2 separate regions of the Homo sapiens genome follow, and region 2 is linked to region 1. Evidence: read pairs that join two places in POLR2A ChIA-PET (ENCODE). Cell type or tissue: HepG2. All regions are shown on one strand. Each heading gives the region's core, and the rest is flanking DNA. Links, peaks and the distances in the headings are about the cores only.

The links. ChIA-PET counts read pairs that join two places held together with the same protein. Peaks named below come from ENCODE experiments on the same cell type or tissue, not always from the same donor. Only the 100,000 strongest peaks of a DNase experiment are listed, where the experiment ranks them.
Region 2: POLR2A ChIA-PET joins it to region 1 with 5 read pairs; 1 of 35 experiments calls an interaction of 5 or more read pairs at or near these places.

What each region holds. Positions count from the first base shown.
Region 1 is chr21:45,521,922-45,528,737 of GRCh38, reverse strand. It overlaps SLC19A1 (solute carrier family 19 member 1), which reads left to right. Exons shown (of 6, transcript NM_194255.4): 5 at 2,780-2,921. Among named protein-coding and RNA genes, the nearest start is that of SLC19A1, 17 kb to the left of the region's middle. RefSeq lists a silencer at 1-8 and an enhancer at 1,229-1,523. In HepG2, for the core only: no CTCF peak of the experiment used is centred there; a DNase peak (open chromatin) is centred at 3,257.
Region 2 is chr21:45,407,348-45,413,560 of GRCh38, reverse strand. The region is part of intron 2 of COL18A1 (collagen type XVIII alpha 1 chain); the gene reads right to left. It overlaps COL18A1-AS2 (COL18A1 antisense RNA 2), which reads left to right and starts at 3,496. Exons shown (of 4, transcript NR_052004.1): 1 at 3,496-3,613; 2 at 4,998-5,104; 3 at 5,462-5,553; 4 at 5,941-6,175. RefSeq lists enhancers at 1-374, 4,017-4,809, 4,810-5,601. In HepG2, for the core only: no CTCF peak of the experiment used is centred there; DNase peaks (open chromatin) are centred at 2,930 and 3,700; H3K4me3 peaks cover 2,401 bases.

The DNA.
Region 1 (6,816 bases), core at 1,386-5,385:
CCATTTCCATTTTTCTTACACGAGGAAAACACTGAGATGAATGCCCTTCTACCTACATTTTTGTTTCCAAATTCTAATAATGACCCTCAGGTGGATTCCTGGAAGGGGAATGGCCAGGTTGGAGAGTATGTGCTTTTGAAAGCAGGTTTCTGTCAATATTGCAGGTACCCTGCAGGCCGGCATGCGGGCTTCCTCCCCGTCAGGATGGTGGAGTGGCCTCCCCACCCTCCCTGAGCCCCTGACGGGCCGGCTGGGCTCCCAGCCTTTCCTTAACCAGAGTGAGGCCGGCCGGCCTGCTGTGGACTGAGTGGCCCCTGTGTGTCTCCTGACTCTGTTGGGACTCGCTTTCCTCCCTGCTGATCTGGGGAGCATTCATCTGTATCATGTATTTTCAATCACCTGTGCCCCCATCACGCCCCACACTCGTCTGCCTTTAATTCAACTCACAGTGTTTCTGAGTGTCCTTGGAAGCACCCTGGGGGCTGGCCTGGGCTCTGCCCTGCCCAGCGCTGGCATCCAGAAGCTCGTGTTTGTGCTCAGTTCTCCCTGTTGTTCGTCTGCCCTTCATCCCACTGACCTGCTCACCGGGACCTCTGTGTGCTTCTCTCGTCCTCCCTGCTGCCGGCCTGCCTGCCTGCCCCCGAGCCTCCACTGTCCCCACTGTCCCCCCGTCTCCAGTGCCCAGCAGCACAGACACCTCTGCCCTTCTCCAAAGGGTTCCTGGGCATTTTTGTTTATTTTTTCTTCAGGTGAACTTTAGGACATTTTTTGTCCAGTTCTTTTTTTTTTTTTTTTTTAAGCACTTTGCAGATTTTAATTGGAACTGCATCGGAAGACTAGTTTCTTTGCAGAGCACCAGAAGCCTGGCGTGTCACCTCTCCATGTCAGGAATGTGGTGCCTTCATTCCTGGACATGTTCATGCCACCGCTCACCTCCAGGGCCCGCCCTGCCTGGCTGCCACTCACCTCCAGGGCCCACCCTGCCCTGCTGCCACTCACCTCCAGGGCCCGCAGTAACTGACTGCCACTCACCTCCAGGGCCCGCCCTGCCTGGCTGCCACTCACCTCCAGGGCCCGCAGTAACTGACTGCCACTCACCTCCAGGGCCCGCCCTGCCTGGCTGCCACTCACCTCCAGGGCCCACCCTGCCCTGCTGCCACTCACCTCCAGGGCCTGCAGTAACTGGCTGCCACTCACCTCCAGGGCCCGCCCTGCCCGGCTGCCACTCACCTCCAGGGCCCGCAGTAACTGACTGCCACTCACCTCCAGGGCCCGCCCTGCCTGGCTGCCACTCACCTCCAGGGCCCACCCTGCCCGCTGCCACTCACCTCCAGGGCCCGTCCTAACCTGCTGCCACTCACCTCCAGGGCCTGCCCTGCCTGGCTGCCTCTCACCTCCTGGGCCCACCCTGCCCGCTGCCACTCACCTCCAGGGCCTGCCCGGGCATACCCAGCTGCTATTCACCTCCAGGGCCTGCCCCGCCTCCAGGCCCCCCTCCCCCCCAATTGCCACTCACCTCCAGGGCCCTCCCGGGCATACCCAGCTGCTACTCACCTCCAGGGCCCGCTCTGCCCAGCTGCCACTCAACTCCAGGGCCTGCCCTGCCTGGCTGCTGCTCATTCACCGACTCTGTGGTTTCACTGCTCTTCTAATTTATCAAACATTTAACCGTGAAAGACTTTCATTCTAGACTTTTCTGTCTGTGCCCAGAGGTTCTCTTGATGATGATTTTCTGAATGTTTTGAGACGCCCGTGACCTGGTCTGTCCCAGAGCTCATGGGAGCCCTTCCAGGTATCTTCTCGAGTTTGTGTTTTGTGACACCCATTGTATAGGTTCAGCATCCCTAATCAAAACAGCCAGAATTCAGCTGGGCGCAGTGGCTCACACCTGTGATCCCAGCACTTTGGGAGGCTGAGGTGGGTGGATCACCTGAGGCCAGGAGCTCGAGACCAGCCTGGCCAACATGGTGAAACTCTGTCTCTACTAAAAATACAAAAATTAGCTGGGCATGATGGCGCGTGCCTGTAATCCCAGCTACTCGAAAGGCTGAGACAGGAGAATTGCTTGAACCCAGGAGGCAGAGGTTGCAGTGAGCTGAGATTGTGCCATTGCACGCCTGGGCAACAGAGCGAGACTCCATCTAAAAAAAAATAACAAAAAATCCAGAATTTGAAATACTCCAAAATCTGACAGTTTTTGAGCACCGGAAAGACAACCCGGTGGAAAATCCTGTACCTGACCTTGTTTGACGAGTCTCAGAACACGGTCAAAAGTTTCTTCATGCACAAAATTACTCCAGAACTCAGGGTGAGGCCCTGGGCAGTAGCAGGCAACCCCTTTGGCTTGCAAATGTTTGTCAGGTATTATATAAAATCACCTTCTGGCTGTGTGTGTACAGTGCATATGAGCATAAATGCATTTCGTGTTTAGACTTGGGTTCCATCCTCAAGACATCTCATTATGGACATGTGAATATTCCCAAATCCAAAACTACTGGCCCCAGGCATTTTGGATAAGGGACCCTCACTCTGTACTGAGCCAGGGGGACACGGCAGCTCCCAGAATGGCCCCTCGAGGGTGGCCTGGGTGCTGGCTCCTGCCTGGCAGGGGCGGGCATGTGTGGGAGAGATGGGGGCCTGGTGGGGGGCTTGTGCGTGCCCTGGGACCCCGTGGCTGCCGGGCGGGTCATGGGCTGGTGGGAGCCGGGCTGCAGGCTTTTCCCTGTGGCTGCTGCTTATTCTCCCAGCAGCGCCTGATCTGCCCGCTCTTCCCGTTCAGCTTTCAGATTGCATCTTCTCTGTCTAAAGAGCTCTGTGCCCTGGTCTTCGGGGTCAACACGTTCTTTGCCACCATCGTCAAGACCATCATCACTTTCATTGTCTCGGACGTGCGGGGCCTGGGCCTCCCGGTCCGCAAGCAGGTGAGCCCATTTCAGGCCTGCGTCCTCGGGGATGGAAGCTACTTGTGGGGACATTGTTGAGGCCTCCTGGTGCCCGCCTGATGTGGAGCCCACTGTGGGCTGGGGGCACAGGGTGCGGGCCTGGGGCTTCCAGTGGGACACACCAGGCCAGCGAGAGCAGGAAGTGAGAGAGACCCTAGCGGGGCTCAGTTGTTGTGGGCGGGAGCCTCCGTCAGGCCCTGGGCCTCAGTGGGAGCAGCTGAGCCTCTGCTCGCCACGGCGGAGCTGTCCTTGTCTCCGCTCTCTGCCTGTGGCTGCCGGAACTTGGTGTCCTTGAGCCCTGGCTGGAGGCCACGTGACCTTTGTCCTCTTCAGGAAGGAGAGCTGAGCAGAGCCACTCAGCAGTGTCAGTGCGCAGGCCTCTGCGGGTGCCCTCCCCTTTCCCACCTCTCGCGGGCCTCTGCTGCTTCTGAGAAGAGCTGGAAAACACACATTTAACTCCTGAGGGTCCCAGCCAAGGCCGGGTCTCCGAGTGAGCTGGAATCAGCCATGGTGGGCGTGGTGTGAGAGGTCCTTCCAGGCTCCTCAGGACTGCCCCAGCCTGCAGCTAGACAGATGCCCTTGGCGGGTGGGACAAGGGCTTTGTCCACCTGGGGCCCAGGTCTCACTGGGCAGGAGGACTGTCAGGGTTAGTCCTGATCCTCTGAGGGTGCGGAGTCTGTTCAGCTTCAGTGACTCCAGAGCTCAGGGTAAGGCCCGGGCAATAGCAGGCATCCCCTTCGGCTCACAAATGCCTGTTAGGTGAGGATGGCTGTTGCTCACTCATCGAAATGCATTCTTCAGCCCAAGAGTGTCATTAGGGCCTGTCCACGCTGGCAGGCCACGTGGCCCTGTGCCACAGAGCCCTCTGGGTACAACACCCCCGACCCAGGTGTGAACACTCAGGGCGGGTGAGTCTCCAAGGCCCAGGGGTGAACGCTTAGGGTGGGTGAGCCTCCGAGGCCCAGGTGTGAACACTCAGGGCAGGTGAGCCTCCAAGGCCCAGGCGTGAACACTCAGGGTGATGAGCCTCCAAGGCCCAGGGGTGAACGCTTAGGGCAGGTGAGTCTCCGAGGCCCAGGGGTGAACACTCAGGGCGGGTGAGCCTCCGAAGCCCAGGGGTGAACGTTCAGGGCAGGTGAGTCTCCGAGGCCCGGGGGTGAACGCTCAGGACAGGTGAGCCTCCAAGGCCCAGGGGTGAACGCTCAGGGTGGGTGAGCCTCTGAGGCCCAGGTGTGAACACTCAGGGCGGGTGAGCCTCCGAGGCCCAGGTGTGAACACTCAGGGCAGGTGAGCCTCCAAGGCCCAGGCGTGAACACTCAGGGTGATGAGCCTCCAAGGCCCAGGGGTGAACGCTTAGGGCAGGTGAGTCTCCGAGGCCCAGGGGTGAACACTCAGGGCGGGTGAGCCTCCGAAGCCCAGGGGTGAACGTTCAGGGCAGGTGAGTCTCCGAGGCCCGGGGGTGAACGCTCAGGACAGGTGAGCCTCCAAGGCCCAGGGGTGAACGCTCAGGGTGGGTGAGCCTCTGAGGCCCAGGTGTGAACACTCAGGGCGGGTGAGCCTCCGAGGCCCAGGTGTGAACACTCAGGGCAGGTGAGCCTCCAAGGCCCAGGCGTGAACACTCAGGGTGATGAGCCTCCAAGGCCCAGGGGTGAACGCTTAGGGCAGGTGAGTCTCCGAGGCCCAGGGGTGAACGCTCAGGGCGGGTGAGCCTCCGAAGCCCAGGGGTGAACGCTCAGGACAGGTGAGTCTCCAAGGCCCACGGGTGAATGTGTCCAGGCCCGGCCTGGGTGGACACAGCCTCCTGGTGGCCGGGCTGGTCTCAGGTCTGCAGAAAGGGGGCCCAGAAGGCTTCTGTTGAATGCATGGCCCCAGGGCGGGGTGCTGGCAGCAGTCCAGCTGGCTTTGGAGGGGCTCCAGCACCCGGGAGGAGGTCCTCCCCATTCTTGGAGCCCCGAGTTACCTCTGTCCCCAGACAGCAGTGGCTGCCAGCATGTATGGGCAGGGAGTGCCCGTCCCAGGGAGACCCTCAGGGCCCTGTGTGGCCCCAGCCAGGCTGGAACTGGCTTCTGACCTGCCTCTGGGTGCTGACTGCCCCTGACTACCGTTGCCGCCCCACCTCCATCCCTCTGTGACTGCCTCTTGTTCAGCCCTTGGCAGCTGGAGGGGCAGATGCCTGAGGGCTCTTTAGGGACTCTGTGCGTGTGCTCCCCTGTAGCTGCCCTGTGGAGGGGACCCCTCACGGTGGGCTTCTAAGGGCCCATGGGGGCTTGGTGCAGGGGGTGGAGCAGTTCTTCCCCAGAGAGCTGGTCACGAGGAAGCCCTTTCCCTTCCTTAGCTGGTCCTGGTCCTGGTGTGGCCGTGGAGGCTGTGGGGGAGACAGCTCTGGGGAGGTGGAGGCAGGTTCTGGCCTGTGGTTCCTGGCTGCCTCTTGTCACATAGAAAAAAAACACATGGACTTTTCTCTGGCTGGTTTGATTTCTAGGTTAAAAAGTTAACTAGTGGGGCATTTTGCTCATGGCTGGACATCCTGTTGGGTCTAGAGGAGGTGGTGCGGGCTCATCTTGCCCCCGTGCCTGTTACTGGGTGCCGAGTGTCCACTCTCTTTCCTCCAGCATGGGGAGAACAGCTGGGCCAGGAGTTCAGGCTTGGTCGGGGGTAGAGTCTGGAGACGGGAGGGAGCCGTGATGGAGCATGGGGGGACAGACAGGGCTAGAGCTTGCCTGGGTTTGCCTGCTTTTTAAATTAAGCTTTATATTTGGGTAATCTTATATTCACATGCTGTTTAATAAATAATACAGGGAGATCCATGTACCCCGTACCCAGTTTTCACAGTGGTCACGTCTTACAGTTCTGTAGCACATCACAACCAGCATGGCGACAGTCAGGATCCAGAACATTCTATCCCCACAGGGATCCCTCATGCTGCTCTTTATAGCCAAGGCCCACCCTACTCCCAGCCTCACGTCCTCTTTAACCCCTGGCAGCCACTACCCTCTTCTCCGCTTGTATGAGTTTGTCATTTCAGGAGTGTTGTATAAACACGGCTATGCATTGTGTATCGTTTAGGGATTGGCTCTTTTCACTCAACACTGTTCTCTGAACATTCATCCATGTTGTTACTGTGGCTGTGGCTGATTCCTTCTTGCTGCTGAGTGCTGTTCCAGGGTGTAGGTACAGCACACTTTATTTATTCACCGTTGAAAGACTTGTTTCCAGTGTGAGGTATTACCAATAAAGCTGCTATGGACATTCTTTTATAGGTTTTTGTGTGAATATAGGTTTTCCTTTCCCTGGGACAGACGCCCAGAAGTGCAAGTGCTGGGTCACCAGGTAGTTGCTTGTTTCTTTCCAGGAAAGAAGCAGGGAAGCAGCCCACTTTCCATAGCAGTCGTACCGTTTTATATCACCACCAGCAGACTTTGAGAGATCCAGTCACAGCGTCTTTGGTATGCCGTGTTGCCACTAGTTTTTATTTTGGCCGTTGTGATAGGTGTAGTGATATTTCATTGTGGTTTTAATTTGCATTTCCCTGGGGCATAATATTGTTTTAATTTGCATTTCCCTGGTGGATAATGATGTTGAACATCTTTTTATGTCCTTATTTTCCATTTGCAAAATCTTCACATCTTCTGCCCATTTTCTCATTGGATTGTTCATTTTTATACTCTTGAGTTTTAAGCATGGTTTGTGTATTCCAGATATTAGTCCTTTGTTGGATATATACAGTTTGCAATTTTTTTTTCAACTCTGTAGCTGGTTGTTTCATCTACTTAATGTGGTCTTTTACAGAACAAGTGTTTTTTAACTCCCATGAGCTCTGATTTAACAGTTTTTCCTTTTATGGAAACTCTTTGCCTAGCCCTAAATTCAGAAG
Region 2 (6,213 bases), core at 606-4,605, 110 kb after region 1:
CACAGACGCCTCCCTCCGGGAACTGCCTCTTCACAAGAAAGCTCCTCGCTGGGGCAAAAGAGGCCCGGCTTTCTCAGAAGTCTCCTGACAGCCGAGGGGTCGTAGCGGGAGACTTTAGAAAATGTTTGCCGCCCAGTCACAAATCCAGCAAGTGGAGGAGACAGGTGTTCCCTGGGTCCCCGCGACAGGGGCGTTGAAGCCTGTCATGGTGCAGGCGCCCTGGCCTGCGGACACGTAGCGCGGCTGGAGGAGGTGGGAATGGCTGCCCTCTCTAATACACATCTTTCAGTTCAGCAGGCACAGCGCGGGGCTCAGTAAGAAGCAGCACAAAAGCTGTGTCTGCTCACGGGGACCCATTTTACTCACGTTGCAAACCAGTCCCTCCTACGGGGCTCTGCCCTAAGGGTGGGGATGGAGCCCTCTCTCCACTGTGGCGTCCCCCCTAGAGCCTCAGGACCGGCTGGCCTCAGAGGGCTGTCAGCAGGACACACCCCAGGAAGCCGATGTGTGATGTCCCATCCTTCCTGTATGGCCCCATGACGCTCCACCATCCCCAGGCACAGATTAGAGACCAAGACACGGAGAGGGTGAGCAGCCTGCCCGTGGCCACACACACTCAGGGTCACAGCCTGAGCTCTCAGCCATCACACTAGGCGGCATCCCACCCATGAGGGCAAAGAGGACCATAGATGACGGCCAGGCTTCCTGACAGTTTAGCCACTACTGTGAGAAGCATCTCTAATTCCATATCCACAAAGGCAGAGTCAAGACGCTAACAGCTGACAGGTGCCACGTGGCCTCCCCACAGGCACTGAGGCCTCAAGCACCTTCACTTGCAGGACCCTCACGGCCCCTCAGCAGACCTGCACCACAGATGAGCAAAGTGGCAGGGCCAGCTCCATTGTCTGTGTGCCTGGGCCGCAGGCCCCTGAGCTCTGCTGGCCACTCCAGGGTGCCATCTCTAAAGGGACCAGAAAAATGAGGAAAAACAACTCCACACATTAAGAAATATACCCCATGGCTGGGCACAGTGGCACACGCCTGGAATCCCAGCACTTTGGGAGGCCGAGGCAGGTGGACCACCTGAGGTCAGGAGTTTGAGACCAGCCTGGCCAACATGGCAAAACCCCGTCTCTACTTTAAAAAAAAAAAAAAAATTAGCCAGGCGTGGTGGCCCACACCTGTAGTCCCAGCTACTCAGGAGGCTGAGGCAGGAGAATCGCTTGAGCCCGGAAGATGGAGGTTGCAGGGCGCCAAGATCACGCCACTGCACTCCAGCCTGGGCAACAGAGCCAGACTCCATCTCGAAAAAAAAAAAAAAAAGAAATATACCCCCAGTTAAAGAAATATCATACCCCCAGTTAAAGGCTGACCATAAACAATAAAAGTACGCAAAATAGGACATCCAGAGCTGAAAGCATCAACAGACAAAAAGCTACGGGGAAAGAGAATGCACCTGCAGGGCAGTGGGCACGAGCCACAAACCCGGCATTCCCAGAGAAGCACGACGGCCCCTTAGTGCGTGAAAAAGTTCACCCACACGGTGAACGCCACGTTCCCAGAGAAACACGACGGCCCCTTAGTGGATGAAAATGTTTGCCCGCATGGCAATGGGGACTCACAAAACAGAACTCTGAGATGATATTTTCCATCAACCAAATTAGCAAGGTTTTTAAAAGACAGGATCCAGCCTGGCCGTTTGGGCCGCAGAGCTGTGTGTAAATGAACGTCGCCCATCAGAAGCGAGGCCCTCCCCTCTCCTGCAGGTCCCTGACCACAGCCTGCCCCCCCCCCACCCCCCGCCATCAGCCCTGACTCTGGCTGGGGTGACACCCAAGATAAGAGCTGTGAGAAGACGAAGCCCTCGCCTGTGTCAGCGATAAGGGTGCACTGTTCCCTATGACTGCTCACTCACAGCGCCGGGCCCTCCAGAGCCTGTGTCAGCGATAAGGGCACGCTGTTCCCTGTGACTGCTCGTTCACAGCGCCGGGCCCTCCAGACTGTGGGCGTCTGAGGCTTACTCCGGGCCCTTCAGACTGTGGGTGTCCGAGGCTCATTGTGGTGTTTCCTTCTCTTCTCGGGCAGGCACGGCCTCTCGCACACAGAAGGTGCTCAAAAATGCACACAGGAAAAAGGAATCAAAGGCCGGGTGGACCAAGAACAGTGGCTGGGCTATCCCCAAGCAGCTGGCGGGGGCCTCGCCACCCATCAGCCCACAGCCCTGGGCTCTGAGGTTCTCCACTAATGCCAGCCCCCAATCCTGCTGGCCTCTTTAGCCCCAGCATGGAAGAGGTCACAGACACTGGCTCCATGGGGTCACCTGGCATCGGGGAAGGCAGAGCCACTGCAGACGATGTCCTGCCCCTGGATAACACCCTGCACTGGCAGCTGCAGGGCTGGGACTTCGCCACAGGCCCACGGAGTTCCTGGGACACTACCCCTGTCTCTCCCATGCCCCTCCCTGCCACAGGGAGAGGCCAGATGTCCCGCCCAGCTGCAGCGTCCACCTGAATTGAGTGATTCCTCCCAAAACAAAGTCTCCTGTTGTCTAAGTTGAAACATGGAAGGAAGGTCTCTCTCGGTTCCTGAGGCCATAGGGTGTGTGGACTCGGGCCTGCCCAGGTGTGTCCAGACGAGGCCTCCAGAGCAGCCGAATCAGAGGCTCTTCCTGAGCCCTCATGCTCCAGGACCGGAGATGCCAGACGGCGTGAAGCCGCCACCAAGATGGGCTGCCGGCCCAGGAGCTATGTCCAGCCTGGCTTTCCCATCAGCTCACGTCACCCCAAAACAGACAGTGCCTCTCCTGCCCCCAGGAGCAGCTGTGCTGGCAGGTTCTCTGCAGACAGAGGAGTCCGAGCTGCTGAAACTTGACCCTGTCTCACAATCTCTAAGCACAGATTCCAGAGAGGCCTAACTGCGGCAAATGTTGAAGCTGCTCAACGGAACGGTGGGGAAATACAAAAGCATGGACTTCAGACCAAAAATAAATGAGCAAACGAACAAACGGCTGCGGGGGTGGGTGCGAGTTCCGCCACCGTAACCAATCACGCTCCCTCCTCCTGCCGTTCCCACTGGCCTTCCTCCCTGTGGCTCTGGCCCAGTGTCTGTCTGCAGGGGTCCCCGCAGGGTCAGCCCTTGACCCCCCACCAGTGCCCGGCCCCAGCACCAGCGTGTGCCCACTCGCAAGCCTGCTGGCCTTCTGGAAGCCGGCGTGGTGAGAGCCAAACCGCCACCCAGCCTGGTGCTGGTGCCTGCCCTGCCCATCACAAGGCTCCTGTGGGAACGAGGGGCCCACAGGGGATCAGCCCCGAGGTGGCGAGGTGACCCCATCTGCCACCATGAAATGCCAGAAAGTGCCAGAAAGATGCAGGGGCTTGAGAATAATTCCCCTTTCCACGGCTCCTGTGGAAGAAGCCAGAAAGGCCGTGCCGGGGCCTGCCCGCGCCGGAGGAGCTGCGGGGGGAAGGCGTGCTCCTGCAGGCACGGGGCACAGACACTTCCCCTGCAGCCTCCACATTTCATCTGACTCAGCGCATCCGTGATCAAAAGCTCCTCCTGACAGCCCTTCTGCAGAGGCCCAAACTCGCCATCTAAAACGTTACCGCCAGGGCCGGTAAGCACCGCTCCCTCACTCTCTGTGGCCCCGGGCAGCGCCAGGGGACAACACAGATCAGCTCCCTGCCTGGGCTGGCTGTCTCCTCACGTGACACGGGATCTGGCACAAAGATCCAGTGTGTGGTATGTGGCTTTTACACAATTGCCAGCGGCCGCTCACAGAACCCCTAGAGGAAGCAGCCACTCCCGCCCCGGGGTTAAGGAGGGGAAACTGAGGCAGCAAGGCTGGTGACAGCCACTGGCCGTGGAGCAGGGTCTGCGCTCAGGCACCAGATGGCAGGGCTTCACTTGCCTGGCACTCCGCTGCCTTGGACAGGTCCTGGCCTATGACCGCCTGGTGCAGGGCTCTGGCCTGTGACCGCCCAGTGCTGGCCCTGGCAAGGCTCCCAGCAGGCGGGTCTCAGCTGCCCAGTCATTCTGGGCAGGTGCCTGGGCCTTGAAAAGGGCCTTAGACCCCAAACTCCCAGGCCTGGGAGGCCTTGGATAAGAGGAGCACCCAAGCCCAGAGGCCACAGAACACCCCACAGTGCCCCAAACTGCTTTCAGGATCTTCATGGGCCACAGTATTTCAAAATGTACCAAATATCATCATCGTATAAGGGCGCCCAACATGCATTTTAGTTTCCCAGGATTCTGCCCCTGCCCTGCACAGCACCATACGAGGGAATATCTGTCTCAGACCCTGCGCCGTCTGCCACTGGCCAGCCGCTGAAATCTCGCTGTGGGGTTGGGCCTGGCCAGGCCTGTCGTCTTGTTCTCTGACAGGCACCCGCTAACAGACAGCCTGGAGGGTGGCAGCTCTGACTGGCCCTGGCAGGCACTGGGGTGGCCCCTTCTCTGCATGGTCCAGTGCCCCATGCCGGGGGTGGGGTGAGGGCCATGGCCAGCCCCTCCAGACACAGCCACAGCCAGCTTTGTCCCTGCCAGCCTCTGCACCTGACCCCTGAGCACTGGTGGGGAGCCAGTGCCGGCACAAAGGCCCAGTTGGCTGGCACACCCTCCTCTGCAGGCCTGGGGCTGAGAGAGGAAGAGACTTGCTGGAGGTTTCAGGTGTTGCCCCACTCCATCCCCCACAGCTGTGAGGTTCTTTGGATCCCTAGGCTTCACCTGGAGAGTTCCAGGGTGGCCTCGGGTCTCCAACATACGCTCCACAGCCAGACCCAGCCGGGTCTCCTTCCTGAGCAGAAGCAGGCACCCCTCCCCCAACACAGTGAGCGGGGGTGGGAGGGTGTTGTGGGGGCCCCTCTCTCCGAGCTGCCTGCATACTCCCTGCCCCCACACAATCAGCGGGGGCTGGGGAGGGTGTTGTGGGGGCCCCTCTCTCTGGGCTGCCTGCAGGCTGCAGCTTCTACCCCAGCCCAGCCCCTACTGTCTGTTCCCAGCAATCAGGAGCTGCTCCCAGGGCGGTGGTGCTGTTGATCATACCACAGGATCCCCTGGCACTCCCGGGGCCCAAAGAACCCAGCCCCCAGCCTTTTCAACAATCCAGGTGAAGACAGAACAAGGCACTCTGAGGGAGGAAGACTTTGTGTGGATGCAGCATGACTGTGAGAATCACACGCCTGCGGGGGGCATGTGTGTGCACACACATGTGCACTTTTGTGTGTGTGTGCATGTACACAGTTGTGCCCCTGCACTTCGCGTGACTGGGAATGTGCACCTGTGTGCACAATTGTGCATGCCCGTGTATGCATGTGCCTTGCACTTTTAAATGGAGCAGCAGCAGGTGAAGTGGGGCTCTCCTGGACTGGCCCCCAGTGTCTGGCGCCTGCACTCTGGAGCAGGGCAGTTCACTCCTTCTAGGTTTTCCTACAGAGGACTTCCCCTGCTCTGCTTTCATTTACAGGAAAACAGGAGTGCCCTGAAAAACAAGTTTTGCTGAAATTCAAAACTATCTTCCAAAGTCCTTGCATCTGAATCCTGAAGACTCCCCAGTGGGTGAGCCCAGAAACAAGACCACCTTCTACGCGGGAGGGTCTCTCGTTACCTAGGCGCCGTGTGCCCTGGGGTGAGCCACACCCACGGAACCCAGGTCACTGAAGCCCAATCCCTGCAGGGCTTCAGAGGGAGTGGGAAGTGAGGCGCAGGGACCCTGCCTTGTACCCACATCACTGGGCTCTGTGCTGACCACCAGACAGGAGGAGGTCCTAGTGGTGAGCAGGGGCAGGACATGCATCTTCTGGGGGCTGCAGGGAGGCAGGGGTAGAGCTTGATGCCATGGTGGAGTGTAGGAGAGGCTCAGAGACAAGGAGACTCATGAGACCAGGCTCCTGGCGTGGCCATGGGCATCAGCAACTGCCCCGGTGACACAGTCCTCTTCCTCAGCTCCACTCTGACTCTGAAGCACTGACTACAAGCACCTCTTGGGGGTCACGGCTGTTTCGCACACACAAATCCACCAGAGGAGAGATTGCAGGTAAGACTGCGGCACCTCACACAGCTGGGTGGCAACCAAGCGGCCAAGTGACCACTGAGCCCAGGTTCCTGATTACAGGGAAAGGCACAAACACCATTCAAGAACCTCAGCATCACAGCGACCAATCCTGACACAAAAAAGCAAAAGACTTTTCTAGGGATCAAGTGTAGCACAGAGACATG